Regions from separate parts of the Homo sapiens genome. Here region 1 is linked to region 2. Evidence: read pairs that join two places in POLR2A ChIA-PET (ENCODE). Cell type or tissue: IMR-90. All regions are shown on one strand. Links, peaks and the distances in the headings refer to the core of each region. The heading gives the core; the rest is flanking DNA.

What was found. ChIA-PET counts read pairs that join two places held together with the same protein. Peaks named below come from ENCODE experiments on the same cell type or tissue, not always from the same donor. Only the 100,000 strongest peaks of a DNase experiment are listed, where the experiment ranks them.
Region 1: POLR2A ChIA-PET joins it to region 2 with 7 read pairs; 4 of 35 experiments call an interaction of 5 or more read pairs at or near these places.

What each region holds. Positions count from the first base shown.
Region 1 is chr14:102,258,055-102,267,429 of GRCh38, reverse strand. MOK (MOK protein kinase) reads left to right here. Exons shown (of 12, transcript NM_014226.3): 3 at 1,518-1,607; 4 at 3,814-3,884. Among named protein-coding and RNA genes, the nearest start is that of MOK, 42 kb to the left of the region's middle. In IMR-90, for the core only: no CTCF peak of the experiment used is centred there; a DNase peak (open chromatin) is centred at 4,429; H3K27ac peaks cover 531 bases.
Region 2 is chr14:102,143,257-102,152,631 of GRCh38, reverse strand. The region is part of intron 1 of WDR20 (WD repeat domain 20); the gene reads right to left. Among named protein-coding and RNA genes, the nearest start is that of WDR20, 8.0 kb to the right of the region's middle. In IMR-90, for the core only: no CTCF peak of the experiment used is centred there; no DNase peak of the experiment used is centred there.

The DNA of each region.
Region 1 (9,375 bases), core at 857-8,856, 110 kb before region 2:
TGCGCCCGGCTGATTTTTGTATTTTTAGTAGAGACGGGGTTTCACCATGTTGGCCAGGCTGGTCTGGAACTCCTGACCTCAGGTGATCCACCTGCCTTGGCCTCCCAAAGTGCTGGGATTACAGGCATGAGCGACCACGCCTGGCCTCAGCCATATTGATTTTAAACTATACCTATACTACTACTGGGTACTCTTCAAATAACCAAACAAATGTTGAACTTTCCAATATATGTTAAAAGTTTATAGAACAGAATTTGCCAGTTGAAAAAATAGTCCCACAATTAGTTCCTTTTGGAGCCCCTGAGATGAAAATTTCTGGTGAATTGAATTATTCAATTAGGTGTGACCCCATGGGCCTACCGTGGTGAAGTGGCATTCTCAAAAGAGGTCTGTCTAGAGGGCAGTGATAGCTAGCCTCAGGCCTTGGGCCTGATTGCACTGTTTTGGCATGATTTGTATTGGCAGAGCAGTCTTCATAAAGAAGAGCCTGCAATAAGGCACACCTGCCAAGAGAATGCTTGTCACCAAGTGAATGAAATGGAAAAGAGGGCCGGGCGTGGTAGCTCACACCTGTAATGCCCGCACTTTGGGAGGCCAAGGTGGGTGGATCACCTGAGGTCAGGAGTTTGAGACCAGCCTGGCCAACATGGTGAACTCCATCTCTACTAAAAATAAAAAAATTAGCCAGGCATGGTGGCGGGTGCCTATAATCCCACCTACTTGGGAGGCTGAGGCAGGAGAATCGCTTGAACCCGGGAGGCAGAGGTTGCAGTGAGCCAAGATCACACCATTGCACTCCAGCCTGGGCAACAAGAGAGAAACTCCGTTTCAAAAAAACAAAAAATCAAAAAGAGTATAGCATCATTAAAGATAAGAAAGAGGCCGGGCACAGTGGCTCACGCTTGTAATCACAGTACTTTGGGTGGCTGAGGCGGGCCGATCATTTGAGCCTGGGAGTTTGAGAGGGCATAGTGGGATGCACCTGTGGTCCCAGCTACTCAGGAGGCTAAGGTGGGAGGATCACCTGAGCCTGGAAGGTTGAGGCTTCAGTGAGACATGATTGCACCATTGCACTCCAGCCTGGATGACAGTGAGGCTTTGTCTCAAAAACAAAAAAAAAAAGGAGGGGTGGGTCTTTTCTTGGAACTTTGAAATGCTCATTTTCAGATAGTGTATCTATAAACTGAAGACTAAATCTTAATTATTAATCTTATTAATTAATCATAAGTTTTAATGTCTACTTTTATGTTTGTTAATATGTAAAATAAACTACCAAGTATTCTTTCAGGATCTTAGATGGGAAAAATTTTAACGTATGTTCTAGCTATAAGAACCTTGATTTTTTAATGCAGCAATGAGGTATGCTTAACTTCAGTTTCTAATGGGAGAAATAAAACCTGATTAACTTGCTTGAAATATTTGTGAGTTTTAAAATTGTGATCCTGGATAATAAGTAACTCTAATTTTGAAGTTGACCTAAACTGTGAATGAGCTATCCATTTTTACCTACACGATAGTATTGAGCAAGTCAACAACCTACGAGAGATCCAAGCACTGAGGCGCCTGAATCCGCACCCAAACATTCTTATGTTGCATGAAGTGGTTTTGTAAGTATATTTGGAGCTTGAAAAGTTATCTAAATTTGATGAAAATAATCTCTTTTTAAGAAAGAAAACCATGGTAGACATTTTGAATATTTACTTTGTAGCTCAGAGAGTAACCATTTTTACTTCATCTTACATCACATTTTTATTTGGAAAAATGTGCATCTGATTCTTTTTTTTATTATTATTTTTTGAGAAGGAGTCTCTCTCTCTGTCATGCAGGCTGGAGTGCAGCGGCGTGATCTTGGCTCACAACAAACTCCGCCTCCCTGGTTCAAGCCATCTCCTGCCTCAGCCTCCCGAGTAGCTGGGATCACAGGCACCCACAACCACGCCCAGCTAATTTTTGTATTTTTAGTAGAGATGGGGTTTCACCATGTTGGCCAGGTTGGTTTCAAACTCCTGACCTCAGGTTATCCACCCACCTTGGTCTCCCAAAATGCTGGGATTACAGGCATGAGCCACTGTGCCCGGCCAGCATCTGATTCTTAATTAATGTGGAAATGCCTTCATTTAGGTGACTCCACATCATAAAAGCATCCGTCATGCAAACAGTTCATCTCCTGGAGCTCAGTTAGGCTGCTAAGGTCTTGAGTGTGAATTTTGACCTACTGGGAAAGCACTGTTTGTGTTATTTCAGGGATTGTACATTCTCATTCTGTCCCTGCCAGTTGCCATTTCTGAACAGTCTCCTGTAGTCTTTCTTACTGTAATTGATAACATTTCTGGGGATTTTTCATTTCTGTTCTAATTATAGAATAGTTTCCATAAGGCTTATCTATCATTCAAAAAGGCAGAGCACAGCTTGTCCCTCGGTGCCTGCCTGAGCCTGGGAAGCCTTCTTCCTGACAGCTCTGTGCTGTGCTTACAGACCTCACTGAACCAGGGAGTCAGGCTACAGGGTTTTGGGACCTTCTTTGCTGTGGGCTAGAATGGCACTGACACTCTGAGAGGGTGCACCTCAGTGTAGAAGCTTCGCTGTGGCTCCGGAGGGAGCCTGGCCTGTAAGATCGGCCAAGGAACTCCAGTTAAACTTCACTGCCAGTTAAAGTCTGGTAGATTTTAATCAGAGAATGAAACAGTTTTAAACTCAAAATGAAATGTCTTGTTATAACTGTGTGGGTTCCTGTCCTGTAGCGTTCTTAGAAGTCAATTTGGGCCAGGTCCAGAGAGTGCAGTTTGTATGTAATAGTCTCAACACTGCATGCACGTCGTGCACTTCCCACGCACTTTACAAAGTACTCTGTCCAGAATCTCACATGGACCTCGGAACAACCGAGACCTCTTCCAGCCAGATTGGAGGCACCCAGAGTAGGGTCTGGGATGATACAGGCTCTTGCTCAGGACTCTGGGAACCCTTTAAGGGCCTGCTTGAACTCAGAAGTTGGTGGCTCAGCCAGCAGTCTCTGTCCCTATTCTGTGTCAGCGTTGATATCACACACTTGTGATGTGACTCGTTTTTCTCTTTTTCCCCTGACTGGTTTTTGGTTTTTACTCTCCCATTGTGATTTATCCCAATTACATGGAAGGAATTTAGCTAAATTAAAATTAAATTTGCAGTCATGGAGCACGAATTAATTTTCTTTCTTTCTTTCTTTTTTTTTTTTTTTTTTTTGAGACAGGGTCTCACTCTGTTGCCCAGGCTGGAGTACAGTGGTACGATCTCGGCTCACTGCAACCTCCGCCTCCCGGGTTTAAGCTATTCTCCTCCTTCAGCCTCCCGAGCAGCTGGGACTACAGGCACACGCCACCACACCCAGCTTTTGTATTTTTAGTAGAGATGGGGTTTCACCATGTTGGCCAGGCTGGTCTCAAACTCCTAACCTGAAGTGATCGACCACCTCGGGCTCCCAAAGTGTTGGGATTACAGGCGTGAGCCACCACGCCTGGCCTCTTTTATTGTTTTGCTTACCCAACTCCCCAACCTTTTTCTTCTTTCTGCTGATAATTAATTATGTATTTTCAAGACATATCTGTTTTCAACTTCTAGAATTTTGTTCAAAGTTGGGTTTTGCTAGTATTTTTAGTTAATTTTATCTGAAATACTGATTTAAAATCAAAACCTTTACTGTTTCAGCAATTACACTGTAGTATTTGATGTGGGAGTACCTAATGTTTACTAGAAATGTTTACAAATGAATTAAATATTGGATTATATTTTCTGATTAAGGCCAGAAAATTTATTTTAAAAACTTGCTTTCTTCTTCAGTGACAGAAAATCTGGTTCTCTTGCACTAATATGTGAACTTATGGACATGAATATTTATGAGCTAATACGAGGTACGTAGAATAATTTGAAAGCTAACCTAAGATCCTCTTTTAAGGCTTGTAATTCATATATGCTTAGTTATTCTCAACATCATTAGTCACCATAGTGCTGTAGTTATATATAATACACAGTACAGGGTCACTTCATTCACCAGGAGGCATTTTTCTGACTGCTCATCTACTCAGAACATGGCTGCAAACAAGAAAGGAAGCCCCAGGCCCTCTGGGTGCCCATGTGATCTGGGGGAGAGTGGCGGGAGGCAGCAGGGGCAGCTCTGCTGCAGAGCGCCTGCAGCCAGCCCCGCCGTGGGCATGTGTGTGCAGGCCCGCTGGCTCAGGGGCCTCTCTGCTCCCCAGATCTGCTGTTGCTCGACATTCTGTTCCATGCCTCTTAAGGCAGAGCTTTCCCTCCAAAATACTGCCCTGCATGTGAGGGAAGCTCCTACCATTTTCCAGGATGCTCGTTCATTTCCTTTTTTCTGAACAATAAAGCACTGTTTAAGAGAGCATGTTTGCCTGAGGTGACCTCAGTCAGGGCTGGTTTGAGATACTTATAGAGGTTGCCTGAGGGGAACAGGAGAAAAGGAGAGGCTGGCCCACACTGAGCCAATTGTTCCTGGGGGTCTGACTAATGGTTGTGTTAGATGTCAGAACAAATGAACCTTGTATATCTCACTAAGAAAGCAACATAGCAAGTGTTACATTTTACAAATCACATTATACCTAGAGGACAGATAAAAAACAACTGTCCTACTGTCACATGAGTGACTACTTATGACTTGGAAAAGAATTTTAGTGACAGCATCATAGATGATTTAGATGGTGTATTATCTTACAATTTGAGCCAAACTGAAGATGATGTGCTATGGAAAATTTTTAGATTGATAAACTATTTTTGTGATGGAAGAAGACACTGATGTTGAAGATATATATGAAGAGTTCAAATAAAATTGTTTTTATGAAGTTGGATAGTGGAAAAAGCATTATATCAATATTTATTTTATATGTGACTTAAAATATGTGTGTGATAGTAAATTACTAACAAAACAAATAGCATAAGTAGCCAAGTTTTTCTACATCCATAAAAGTTGATGTATATAAAGCTGGGTGCAGTGGCTCATGCCTATAATCCTAGCACTTTAGGAGGGACGCCAGTGCGGGTGGATCAGTTGAGGTCAGGAGTTCAAGACCAGCCTGACTAACAAGGTGAAACCCTGTCTCTACTAAAAAATACACACAAAAAAATTAGCCGGGCATGGTGGTGTATGCCTGTAGTCCCACCTACTCAGGAAGCTGAGGCAGGAAAATCGATTGAACCTAGGAGGCGGGGGTTGCAGTGAGCTGAGATTGTTCCACTGCACTCCAGCCTGGGCGACAGAGCGAGACTCTGTCTCAAAAAATAAAAATAAAGGCCAGGGGCTGGGCGCGGTGGCTCACGCCTGTAATCTCAGCACTTTGGGAGGCTGAGGCAGGCGGATCACGAGGTCAGGAGATTGAGACCATCCTGGCTAACACAGTGAAACCTCGTCTCTATTAAAAATACAAAAAAATTAGCCGGGCGTGGTGGCGGGCGCCTGTAGTCCCAGCTACTCGGGAGGCTGAGGCAGGAGAATGGTGTAACAGGAGGTGGAGCTTGCAGCGAGCCAAGATCATGCCACTGCACTCCAGCCTGGGTGACAGAGCGAGACTCCGTCTCAAAAAAAATAATAAAAAATAAAAAAGGCCGGGCGTGGTGGCTTATGCCTGTAATCCCAGCACTTTGGGAGGCTGAGGCAGGTGGATCACTTGAGGTCAGGAGTTCAAGACCAACCTGGCCAATATGGCAAAACCTTGTCTCTGCTAAAAATACAAAACAAATTAGCCGGGCGTGGTGGCATGTGTCTGTAGTCCAAACTACTTGGGAGGCTGAGGCAGGAGAATCGCTTGAACCTGGGAGGCAGAAGTTGCAGTGAGCTGAGATCGTGCCACTGCACTCCAGCCTGGACATCGCAGTGAGACTCCATCTCAACAGAAAATAAAAAAAAAATAAAAGTCAACAAGAAGGGAGAATTTTTGGCAAGTTGCTGTGTGTTTAGACGCTTGAGAAAGCTTTGTTTAGAATATATATATATATATATATATATATATATATATATATATTTTTTTTTTTTTTTTTTTTTTTTTTTTTTTTTTGAGACGTGGCGCGATCTCAGCTCACTGCAACCTCTGCCTCCCAGGTTCAAGAGATTCTACTGCCTCAGCCTCCCAAGTAGCTGGGACTACAGGCATGTGCTACCACACTTGGCTAATTTTTTTTTTTTTTTGTAGGCAGAGTCTCGCTCTGTTGCCAGGCTGGAGTGCAATGGTGCAATCAGCTCACTGCAACCTCTGCCTCCCAGGTGCAAGCGATTCTCCTGCTTGTGCCTCCTGAGTAGCTGGGACTGCAGGTGCATGCCACCACGCCCAGCTATTTTTTTGTATTTTTAGTACTGACAGGGTTTCACCATGTTGGCCAGGATGGCCTTGATCTCTTGACGTCGTGATCTGCCTGTCTCGGCCTCCCAAAGTGCTAGGATTACAGGCATGAGCCACCGCGCCCAGCCAATTGTTTTGTATTTTTAGTAGAGACGGGGTTTCACCTTGTTAGCCAGGATGGTCTCAATCTCCTTGACCTCGTGATCCGCCTTTCTCGGCCTCCCAAAGTGCTGGGATTATAGGAGTGAGCCACTGCGCCCAGCCTTAGAATATATGTATTTTTAGGATACATTTATATTTATTTTCAGTAGTAGAGGAATTGTATAATTGAAGAAATTGAATCTATTTCTTTCAATATCTGTCTACAGCGATTGTAGAAAACAGACCTCGCAGTAGACCTCCATTCATTATATAAATATTGTCTTCCATAGGCCAGGCAGTGTGTTCAGTGCACCAACTCTGAGATGCTGTGAGCAACATGGAGCATCCTAGGTTCAGAGATGTTAAAATGTAAGGAGAATGGCCAACAGTGCTTGTAGGGTAGTAAATATTGAAATATGCATCCTGATTTTAGAGTTGGTAAAATTTGAAAAAAAAGCCTGTCCTAGAATTGATGAAATATAATGATAATGATAATAGCTAACAGTTCATGAATGGTACCCATATGGCCAGGCACTGTTCTTAATACTTTATAGGAATTAACTCATTTTAACCTTCCAACAACCCTGTCAGGCAGATACGGTTATTTTTTATTTTTTTAAGATGGAGTCTCACTCTGTCGCCAGGCTGGAGTGCAGTGGTGTGATTTCTGCTCACTGCAACTTCCGCCTCCTGGGTTCAAGCAGTTCTCCTGCCTCAGCCTCCCAAGTAGGTGGGACTACAGGAGCACGCCACCATGCCCAGCTAAGTTTTTTTTTTTTTTTTTTTGAGATGGAGTTTTGCTCTTTTTGCCCAGGCTGGAGTGCAATGGCATGATCTCGGCTCACCACAACCTCCGCCTCCCGGGTTCAAGCGATTCTCCTGCCTTAGCCTCCCAAGTAGCTGGGATTACAGGCATGCGCCACCACCCCAGCTAATTTTGTATTTTTAGTAGAGATGGGGTTTTTCCATGTTGGTCAGGCTGGTCTTGAACTCCCGACCTCAGGTGATCCGCCCACCTTGGCCTCCCAAAGTGCTGGGATTACAGGCGTGAGCCACCGCGCCTGGCTAAGTTTTGTATTTTTAGTAGAGACAGGTTTCACCATGTTGGCCAGGATGGTCTCGATCTCTTGACCTCGTGATCTGCCCGCCTTGGCCTCTCAAAGTGCTGGGATTACAAGCGTGAGCCACTGTACCTGGCCCAGATACTGTTATTATCCTCATTTGAAACATGAGGACATTGAGGCATGGGGAGATAAGTTGCTTGTCCAAGGTTATATACCTAGTAAGTGGTAGAACTGGGGCTGAACCTAGATAACCTGATCCTAGAGTGCATGTTCTTAACCACCACCCATACCGCCTCATGACAACCCTGTGTGGTTGGCACTATTTATTATTCCCATTTTACAGATGAGGAAATTGAGTCTTGAAGGATTAAGTAATAATCCAAAATTAAGCTGTTAATAAATGGCAGAACTGGGATTTGAACTCAAGCCTGACTCTGAAATCCTAAGCATTAAGCTCTGTTGCTGCCCTGGGTCTCTATTTCTGGGCCCAGCTCAGTGCCTTAAATGAACAGAGGCACCTAATTATTTACGGTTATTGATGATGATGCTTCTTTAGTGAAAACTGAATCAATCACTAAGGCTTTAGATACCAGAATGGCAATTTTTGTGACTTAAATTGCTGCTCTCAGGTTATTAGAATATTGAGGAGCACTATTAAAGACTAAAGAATAAGATAATAATGAAATAAGGGAACGATCACATAGCCATTATTGAATTGTCTACTTTACAGCAGTGTGCAAGGTCTGGCAAGAACTGGGAAGATAAAGAAGCAGCATGTCAGATGCATGTTTTTTATATTGAAAGAGTATATAGTCTTTTTTTTTTTTTTTCTTGAGATGGAGTCTCACTCTGTTGCCCAGGCTGGAGTGCAATGGCACGATCTCAGCTCACTGCATCCTCCGTCTCCTGGGTTCAAGCGATTCTCCTGCCTTAGCCTCCCGAGTAGCTGGGATTACAGGTGCCCACCACCACGTCCGGCTAATTTTTTGTCCTTTTAGTAGAGACGGGGTTTCACTATGTTGGCCAGGCTGTCTCAAACTCCTGACCTCGTGATCTGCCCGCCTCAGCCTCCCAAAGTGCTGGGATTATAGGCGTGAGCCACCGCGCCCAGCCTGAAAGAGTATATAGTGTAGTGTCCACATAAACTATATGAAAGTGATATCATAAGAGAAAAGGAATTGCTGGGGTAGATTTCTTTTTGTTGAACAGGTGTCAGATGAGGCAGAGATGGTGTGGGCTGGGAAAATAAGGCTTTCCTGGAGGAGTGGTAGAATTGGACAGGTGCGGGAGAGGATGTCCCATTTGCAGTGACATGCCATGGGCTATTCCAGAGGCAGGGACATGGTGGGGAACACAGCAGACACAGTTCCCACCCATGTGGAGCTCACACTTGATGAGGAGAGACAGGAAACAAATGAAATTATCAAGAATATCAGTCAAAATGATCAAGAATTCCAGATAGGGATAAGTGCTGTCAGTGAATAAAACAGGCCAATGTGTTAGAGAGTGATGAGGATAGAGTACTTCAGGCAGAGGGACAGCCAGTGCAAAGGCCCTGAGGCCACCGTGAGGGAAGAGGCCCATGTGGCTGGAGGACATGAAGGAGAGTTGCAGGAAACGGAGTAGGCAGGCATCGATGAGGCTGGTAGGGCGAGGGTAAGAATTTTCGTTACTCTAAGTTCAATGGGAAGCCATTATTGGGCTTTAAAGCAAGGGAGAGGTGGTTTTCAATTGGTGTTTAGACCAGTGTTTCCAAAACGATCACAGAAGACCAGTTGTTTTATTTCTAATATATTGCAGACCAGAATTTTTGTAAAATATAGTAAAAATGAATTACCAGAAAA
Region 2 (9,375 bases), core at 1,011-9,010:
GCCATCCTGACCAACATGGTGAAACCCCGTCTGTAGTAAAAATACGAAAATTGGCCGGGCATGGTGGCACACGCCTATAGTCCCAGCTACTCGGGAGTCTGAGGCAGGAGAGTTGCTTGAACCTGGGAGGCGGAGGCTGCAGTGAGCCGAGATCACCCCACTGTACTCCAGCCTGGTGACAGAGCAAGACTCTGTCTCAAAAAAAAAAAAAGAGAGACCCTGCATAATCTGTTAGCACAATATCCATAATTATCCATAATCCACACTATTATTAACATGATTAATATGTTATTAATAATGTCAGCTATTACTATTATTATGTGATCTCTTAAATCTTGCTGTCTTTCTTATCAATACTTCCAGGGATGTTCAGATCATTTCTTTATATCCGAGAGGAAGAAAAAGAGTACTCATGGGCCAGGGTTCAGTGGCTCACACCTATAATCCTACCACTGTGGGAGGCTGTGATGGGAGGATGATATCAGGTCAGGAGTCCAAGACCAGCCTGGGCAACATGGTGAAACCCTGTCTCTATAAAAAAATACAGAAATTAGCCGGGCATGGTGCCTATAGTCCCAGATACTCAGGAGGCTGAAGTGGGAAGACCCCTTGATCCCAGGAAGCGGAGGTTGCAGTGAGTTGAGATCGTGCCAGTGCACTCCAGCCTGGGCAACAGAGCGAGACCGACCCTGTGTCCAAAAACAAAAAAAGTAAAAATTAGCCAGGTGGGTGTGGGTGGTAGCATGCTCCTATAGACTCAGCTACTTGGAAGGCTGAGGCAGGAGGATTATTTGGGCCCAGAAGGTTGAGGCTGCAGTGAGCCATGATTGTGTCACTGCACTCCAGCCTAGGTGACAAAGTGAAATCTTGTTTCATTAAAAAAAAAAAGAAAAAGGAAAAGAAAAGAGTACCCATGTCATATCTCTTCTATAAAATATTTCCTGGCCCAGCATGGTGGTTCATGCCTATAATCCCAACATTTTGGGAGGCCAAGGAAGGAAGATCGTTTGAACCCAGGCAAGACCAACCCAGACAACACAGCAAGACCTCGTCTCTACCAAAAAAAAAATTAGCCAGGCGTGGTGGTGCACACCTGTAGTCCCAGCTACATGGGAGGCTAAGGTGGGAGGATGGCTTCAGCCCAGGAGTTCAAGGCTGCAGTGAGCTATGATTGAGCCACTGCACTCCAGCCTGGGCTACAAAGTGAGACCCTGTCTCAAAAAAACAAAAACAAAAACAAAAACAAAAAAACACCTCCTAATTACTTTTTAGCCTACTATTTCCCACTCTCAGGAATCACATCAGTATCAGTCATAGTTCGTTTTTTGACAGAAAAGCTCGTGTAAGAGGCCTAGGCACAGGCCTTGGGTTTAACATCAGGCTCTACTGTAGCCCTTCATTATCCGTGGACACACTACAATCTCTCCAATGACAAAAAAAAAAAAAAAAAAAAAAAAATTCCCCAATGGATGGTTTTGAAGAGAAAATAAAAAGGCTATAAACTTTAAAGAGTTATGCATTTATCCTCTCACCAACTGTACACAGCACCTATTAATAGGCAATGTTCAGTTCTGAATGCCTTTTAGCAGCTGCCTTATCATTGCTGGTTTACTTATCTGTCTCACCACTAGACTGTAGGCACTTTGGGCCAGGGACTATGTCTTATTTATCTTTGGATCCACAGGTCCAATAAATGTTAGTTGAATGAATAAGCCCTTGATTATTCCATTGGACTGTGAACTCTTTGACAGCAGAGATTCTTAACAATATAGAGCAGGCACTCAGTAAGTCCTCTTAGAATGAGTGTGTGAATATCATGTCCGTCCTTGGTTAGATGATACTCTTAAGGTCAGGGCCCATACCTCATACTTCTTTGATTTCCCAAAGTCTGGCATACTGCTTTTCACACAAAAACTACTCAAATATTTATTAAATGAAATATTAAGGCAAGACAGAGCTCTAAAGCAGAGATCCAAGTAAGTAAAGAGAATGAGCACCTGTACAAGTTTTACTGTAGCAGAACAAAAAAGGGTAGTAAAAGGGTAAGCTGGCTGTGAGTCAACTAAAGAAAAAAACAGCTTCATGGCAGAGCAATAATCTACAATGCGGTAACTAAGATGTTAAAATATTCCCTCTTACTGAATTATTCTTACTTTTTTTTGAGATGGTCTCATTCTGTCGCTGAGGCTGGAGTGCAGTGGCTCAATCACAGTGCAGCCTCGACCTCCCCACCCTGGGCTCAAGCAATCCTCTTACCTCGGCCCCGAGTAGCTGGGACTACAGGCGCACACCACCACACTCAGCTAATTTTTAATTTTTGTAGAGATGGGGTCTCACTATGTTGTCCAGGCTTGTTTCCAACTCCTAGCCTCAAGAAATCCTCCCACCTCAGCCTCCCAACGTGCTAGGATTACAGGCGTGATGTAATCCTATGCCAGGCCTGATTCTTACTTTGTAAATATAAAATCCTTATAAATTCCTTCCTCATGAATGATTCTTGCTTCTTTCTTATAAAACCTATATATTTAAGCTATTTTCCTATTGATACAAAGCAAGATAAGCTGTAACACAAACTGATTTGGCATGTTTTTAGAATAATATATCTACTTTTTAAAAATCTACTACAAAATAGAATCGACGTCTGGGTGCGGTGGCTCATGCCTGTAATCCCAGCACTTTGGGAGGCCAAGGCGGGTGGATCACGAGGTGAGGAGTTAAGAGACCAGCCTGGCCAATACAGTGAAACCCCATCTCTACTAAAAAATACAAAAATTAGCCGGGCGTGGTGGCATGTGCCTGCAGTCCCAGCCACTCTGGAGTCTGAGGCAGAGAACTGCTTGAACCCAGGAGGCAGAGGTTGCAGTGTGCTGAGATCGAGCCACTGCACTCCAGCCTGGGCGACAGAGTGAGACTCCGTCTCAAATAAATAAATAAATAAAATAGAATTGATGACACAAAATATTTCTCAATTTACAAATTACCAACTGGCAGAGAAGCTGAAAAGTTGAGAAAAATGCTAAAAGAGCAGTGGACATCTTACGCTCAATCAGAAATAAAAATAAAGCATTTCTGAAATTAGAAATACAAGGCAACAAATTTAAAAATTTATAAAAAATATGATCTGCACACAACATTTTAGGGCAAATTATCTATTTGAAACCCAATGCAATATTCTTCTACTAGGCAGAGAAATACTTTTCCACTTCACCTTTACTCCTTAATTCCACTTGATACTTACATTGCTATGCCACATGCAGAGCACATATCCTCTACTTTGTATTATAATGATAAATACAAAATCAGCCGGGAACAATGGCTCACATCTGTAATCCCAGCACTTTGGGAGCACAAGGCAAAAGCATCACTTGAGCCCAGGAGTTCAAGGTCAGACTAGGCAACACAGCAAGACCCAGTCTCTACAAAAGAAAAAAATGTATTTATGTATGTATTTTTTGTTTGTTTGTTTTGTTTTGAGAGAGTCTCACTCTGTCGCCCAGGCTGGAGTGCAGTGGCACGATCTCAGCTCACTGCAAGCGCCACCTCCCGGGTTCAAGTATTCTCCTGCCTCAGCCTTCCGAGTAGCTGCGACTACAGGCACCCGCCACCACACCCAGCTAAATTTTTTTGTATTTTTAGTAGAGAGGGGGTGTCGCTGTGTTAGCCAGGACGGTCTCAAACTCCTGACCTCGTGATCCGCCCGCCTCGGCCTCCCAAAGTGCAGGGATTACAAGCGTGAGCCACCGCGCCTGGCCTACAAAAAATTTTTTAAAAATTATCCAGGCACAGTGGCACATGCCTGTAGTCCCAATTACTCAGGAGGCTGAGGCGGGAGGATCACTTGAGCCCAGGAGGTTGAAGCTGCAGTGAGCTATGATTGTGCCACTGCCCTCCAGCCTAGGTGACACAGTGAGACCCTGTTCCAAACACACACACACACACACACACACACACACACACACACAAAGCCAAACTCTTTAAAGACAGGAGTGTTAAATACACTTCACATCCGCCACAATAGACAGCAGTGCCTTGTATATACCAGTCATCAATAAATGCTTGATGAATGAGGATTATGATTTTTTTTTTTTTTTGAGACAGAGTCTCAGCTCTGTCACCCAGGCTGGAGTCCAGTGGCACAATTTCCGCTCACTGCAGCCTCAACCTCCCAGGCTCCAGCAATTCTCCCACCTAAGCCACCTGAATAGCTGGGGCCACAGGCGTGCACCACCACACCTGGCTAATTTTTTCTTGTAGAGATGAGCTCTCACTATGTTGCCCTGGCTGGTCTCAAACTCCTGGGGCTCAACCAATCCTCCTGCCTCGGTCTCCTAAAATACTGGGATTAAGGGCAAGAGCCAAGGTAACTTGTCACTGATGCTGTCAATTTCAAGTGTCCTGAAAATTAAAACTGAAGTCTACCAATTAGAAATGTCTACCAATTAAGGTTACTTCTATTTTTAAGGTCTTCTCCTGAATAACCAAACAAGATCACATTTCATATTACTGCACAAACTAACCTCACTGAGAAACAAACAGAATTATTCTCTGAGATACTAAATTCCAGACGACAAAAATCTTCCTATTTTTAAAACAAGGTTCTTGGCCAGGCGTAGTAGCCCACGCCTGTAATCCCAGCACTTTGGGAGGCCCAGGCAGGTGGATCACCTGAGGTCAGGAGTTCAAGGCCAGCCTGGCCAACATGGGGAAACCCCGTCTCTACTAAAAAGACAAAAATTAGCTGGGTGTGGTGGCAGGTGCCTGTAATCCCAGTTACTCGGGAGGCTGAGGCCTGCGAATGGCTTGAACCCGGGAGGCAGAGGTTGCAGTGAACCAAGATCATGCCATTGCACTCCAGCCTGGGGAATAGAGTGAGACTCTGTCTCCAAAACTAAAACTAAAACTAAAATAAAATAAAACAAGGTTCTTTAGCCATACAGCCAAACCACTCAGTGACAAAATCCACCATGTTTTGATGCTTGCTCAAGCTCAAGTTTGCCATCAAAGCACTTTACCCTTAAGTCACTATATTAAGTCAATGATAATAAATATCGTATAAGTGACACATTTCTTGAGGGCAGAGACTCTGACTACACCCAGCATCTAAAACAGTACCTCATATCTGGTAGGCATACTCCATGAATATTTGCTGAAAGAATGGCATTCATGACTATCTCACGGACTTCCATGACATATTCCAGGTGCTTCTCACCATTGCTCATATCTACCCATGAAGTCCTCCTTTTTTGGGAAGGTCTCGCTTTGTTGCCCAGGCTGGAGTGCACTGGCACGATCTTGGCTCACTGCAACCTCCACCTCCTGGGTTCAAGTGATTCTCCTGCCTCCTGAGTAGCTGGGATTACAGGCATGCGCCACCATACTTGGCTAATTTTTGTATTTTTAGTAGAGATGTGGTTTCCCCGTGTTGGCCAGGCTGGTCTTGAACTCCTAACCCCAGATGATCCACCCGCCTCAGCCTCCCAAAGTGCTGGGATTACAAGCCACCCATGCAATCTTTCAATATCTCATGACCACCCTCCTCTTCAAAGCCAAGAGAACCCAGGTATAGTATGAAAGTATCTCCTGCTTTAAATGATACATTAAGATGCTTTCCCCTCAGTATGCAAAATTCTAAAGTCAAATAAATCATCAATATTTCAGAAGTCAGCAAATAGCCCTTAATGGAAAAGAAACACAAGTTTCCAGTCATTCAGCAACCCTCTGTGACCTACTAAATTAAGTACAAGATTTCTCAAAGTAAATCTAATACAAAAAGTTACAGACTTCTAAACCTCTTTCTAAATTATAAAAGGGGAGCCAGGGAGGTGTGAAAAATTACAAAAGGGGAGAATGGTGTGAACATGACCCTCTCTGAAGCAGTAAAATATCTAAAACAAGTCTGTGGGGGGGAAATTTTTTTTAAAGGCATCTAGTTCACCCTCCCACACAAAGCAGGAATTCCTCCAATGTCACCAACAGGTGGTCCTGCAGTTTTTGACAAAGAGACAGAACATTTCCCATATGAGCATTCCCATAACAGAACGCTCATTCTCTCTCAAGTCAACCCATTACCTTCTTCTTTAATCAGGATCTAAAAATACTTTAGCTTTTATCAACTGACTCTTCTTCTGGCCCCAACTTCATCTCAGCATCATGAACATAAAGCTCTTCTAGCCGGGCATGGTGATTCACACCTGTAATCCCAGCACTTTGAGAGGCCGAGACGGGTGGATCACAAGGTCAGGAGTTCAAGACCAGCCTGGCCAAGATGCTGAAACCCTGTCTCTACTAAATATACAAAAATTAGCTGGGCATGGTGGCAAGTGCCTGTAATCCCAGCTACTTCGGAGGCTGAGGCAGGAGAATCGCTTAAAACCCGGGTGCCAGAGGTCACAGTGAGCCAAGATCAAGCCACTGCACTCCAGCCTGGGCGACAGAGCAAGACTTCGTCTCAAAAACAAACAAACAAACAAACAAACAAAAAAACTCTTCCAGCATAAATACCTAGAAATCACAATGTTTTCAGCTTGCTTTCCCAAACACCCCACCCCTCTCAATTCCAAATCAAGTAGGCAATGAATCAAAGAGATGAAGATACCTCCCCAATAGAATGATGAATCCATTTCCATTTAAAAAAAAAAAAAACAACTGAGTACAGAATCATATAAGCTTTAGAGATGGAAAAACCTTAGAATCCTCTAAATCTACTTCCTACCTCCTGTAGTTACCACTTCAGTAACTTCTCTGGGCAGTACATTTGTGACCTGGAATCTTAAGATGTGGGAAGGTAGGAAGGTTCTTTGGCTTGAATGTTAAGTAATTCTGAGTATAGTTTTTGTTTATTATTGATTGTTTTGTTTTTTTGAAACAGGCTCTCACTCTCTTGCCCGGGCTGGAGTGCAGTGGCACGATTACAGCTCACTGCAGCCTCAACCTCCCCAGTTCAAGTGACCCTTCTACCTCAGCCTTCCAAGTAGGTGGGACTAGAGGCACATGACACCACGCCCACCCTTGTAGAGACAGGGTTTCACTATGTTGTCCAGGCTGGTCTCGAACCCACACGAGGTTTCACTGTGTTGCCCAGGCTGGACCCCTGCAATCCTCCCGCCTTGGCCTCCCAAAAGTGTTAGGATTATAGGTATGAGCCACCACTCCTGGCCTGAGAACAGTTTTTAAAAGTTGTACATGGATCTTGTAGGTGACATGGTTTGACAGAAGTAGATCAAAAGTAATCTGTGTCATTTGTTTACTATTACTTCATTGTCTCTTACACGATTTCCCTATTTTAAGAAGGTTAAATTTTTTACCTACTAGCAATATTTTTAAATGTCTTTTAAAAGATATGAGCTATTAAAAAATACCCAAGTTACTTTTGGGCCCAAAACTGAATAGGTTTTTCATCTTCTAAAGATCTCTTTCAAGTTTGGTATAGACAGACATGGCTTTACTCAGTCATTCACTCAACAAGTACACAGCAAGGGCCTAACTCTAAACTGGACACTGCACTGTGCATTGAGAAGATGGAGAGCAGGAAAGATAATGTCCCTATTCTAAGGGAGCTTTGTTTTATAGAAGGCACAGTTGGATCATCACACAGAATTACAAATTCAGAAAAGTGCTAGGAAGGCAAAGCACAAGATGCTCTAAGAACATAGAGCCTGTAATCCCAGTGCTTTGGGAGGCTGAGGCAGGTGAATCACTTGAGGCCAGGAGTTCAAGACCAGCCTGGCCAACATGGCAAAACCCCGTCTCTATTAAAATACAAAAATGAGCTGGGCATGGTGGCACATGCCTGTAATCCCAGCTACTCGGGAGTAGCCCAAGAATCACTTGGGCCCGGGCGGCAGAGGTTGCAGTGAGCCAAGATCACATCACTGCACTCCAGCCTGGGCAACAGAGCAAGATTCTGTCTCAAAAACAAAAAAAAAAACAAAACAAAAAAACATGTAATAGGGTAAAACTGATACACCATGGGGATTCAAAGAAAAATTTCCTGAGGAAGTGATGGTTAAGCTGAGATCTGAATGGAGGCCATTCATATTTATGTAAAAACAGATGTCCATAAAATGAGAGGATTGGTCCAATAAGCCCAGCTACCTTACCTTTGGCATCTTTTATCCTACATCCTAAAACAATCTTTTTTTTTTTTTTTTGAGACAGAGTCTAGCTCTGTCGCCCAGGCTGGAGTGCGGTGGTATGATCTTGGCTCACTGCAACCTCCGACTCCAGGGTTCAAGTGATTCTCCTGCCTCGGCCTCCCGAGTAGCTGGGACTATAGGCAAGCACCACCACGCCCAGCTAATTTTGTATTTTTAGTAGAGATGGGGTTTTACCATGTTGGCCAGGCTGGTCTCAAACTCCTGACCTCAGGTCATCTACCTGCCTCGGCCTCCCAAAGCGCTGAGATTACAGGTGTGAGCCATGGCGCATAGCCCCACTCCCCTTTTTTGTTGTTTTAAAGAAAGGGTCTCATTCTGTTGCCCAGGTTGGGGTACAGTGGCACAATCATAGCTCACTGTAACCTTAACTCTTCGGCTCAAGAGCCCTCCTCGCTTCCCAAGTAGCTGTGACTACAGGCACATACCACCATGGCCAGCTAATTTTTTTTTTATTATTTTTTTGTGGACACAGGGTATTGATATATTATCCAGGCTGGTCTCAAACTCCTGGGCTCAAGCGATCCTCCCACCTCAGTCTCCCAAAGTGCTGGGATTACAGGTATGAGCCACTGCACCCGACCACAATCTCTTTTTTTAAAAAAGGAGAACAAAGTATGTAATAAAGATGTTTACGGCCGGGCGCAGTGGCTCACGCCTGTAATCCCAGCACTTTGGAAGGCCGAGGAGGGTGGATCACGAGGTCAGGAGTTCGAGACCAGCCTGGCCAATATGATGAAACCCCATCTCTACCAAAAATACAAAAATTAGCTGGGCGTGGTGGTACGCACCTGTAGTCCCAGCTGCTCGGGAGGCTGAGGGAGGAGAATCGCTTGAACCTAGGAGGCAGAGGTTGCAGTGAGCCGAGATTGTGCCACTGCACTCCACCCTGGGTGACAGAGCTAGACTTTGTCTCAAAAAAAAAAAAAAGATGTTTAAAAGCTAGTAGTTGAAAGTCTTTTGGGGAGAGGGACAGGGTCTTATTTAGCTCTGAATACCTCACATCACCTTGCCTGGTATTATTACTATCACAGTAGTCACTCAAATCTGGTAAAATGATTAGTGTCAGTATTAAATCAATGTTAATACTGTCTTTAAATAAATTTGCAAAACTACATCTCCTCACACAAGAAACCCCACTCTAAACTTCCTCGATTGTGAAAAGATGTTTTAATCTACCTCAAGAATTTAATAAAATAATATATGGCAAAATGCCGGGGTA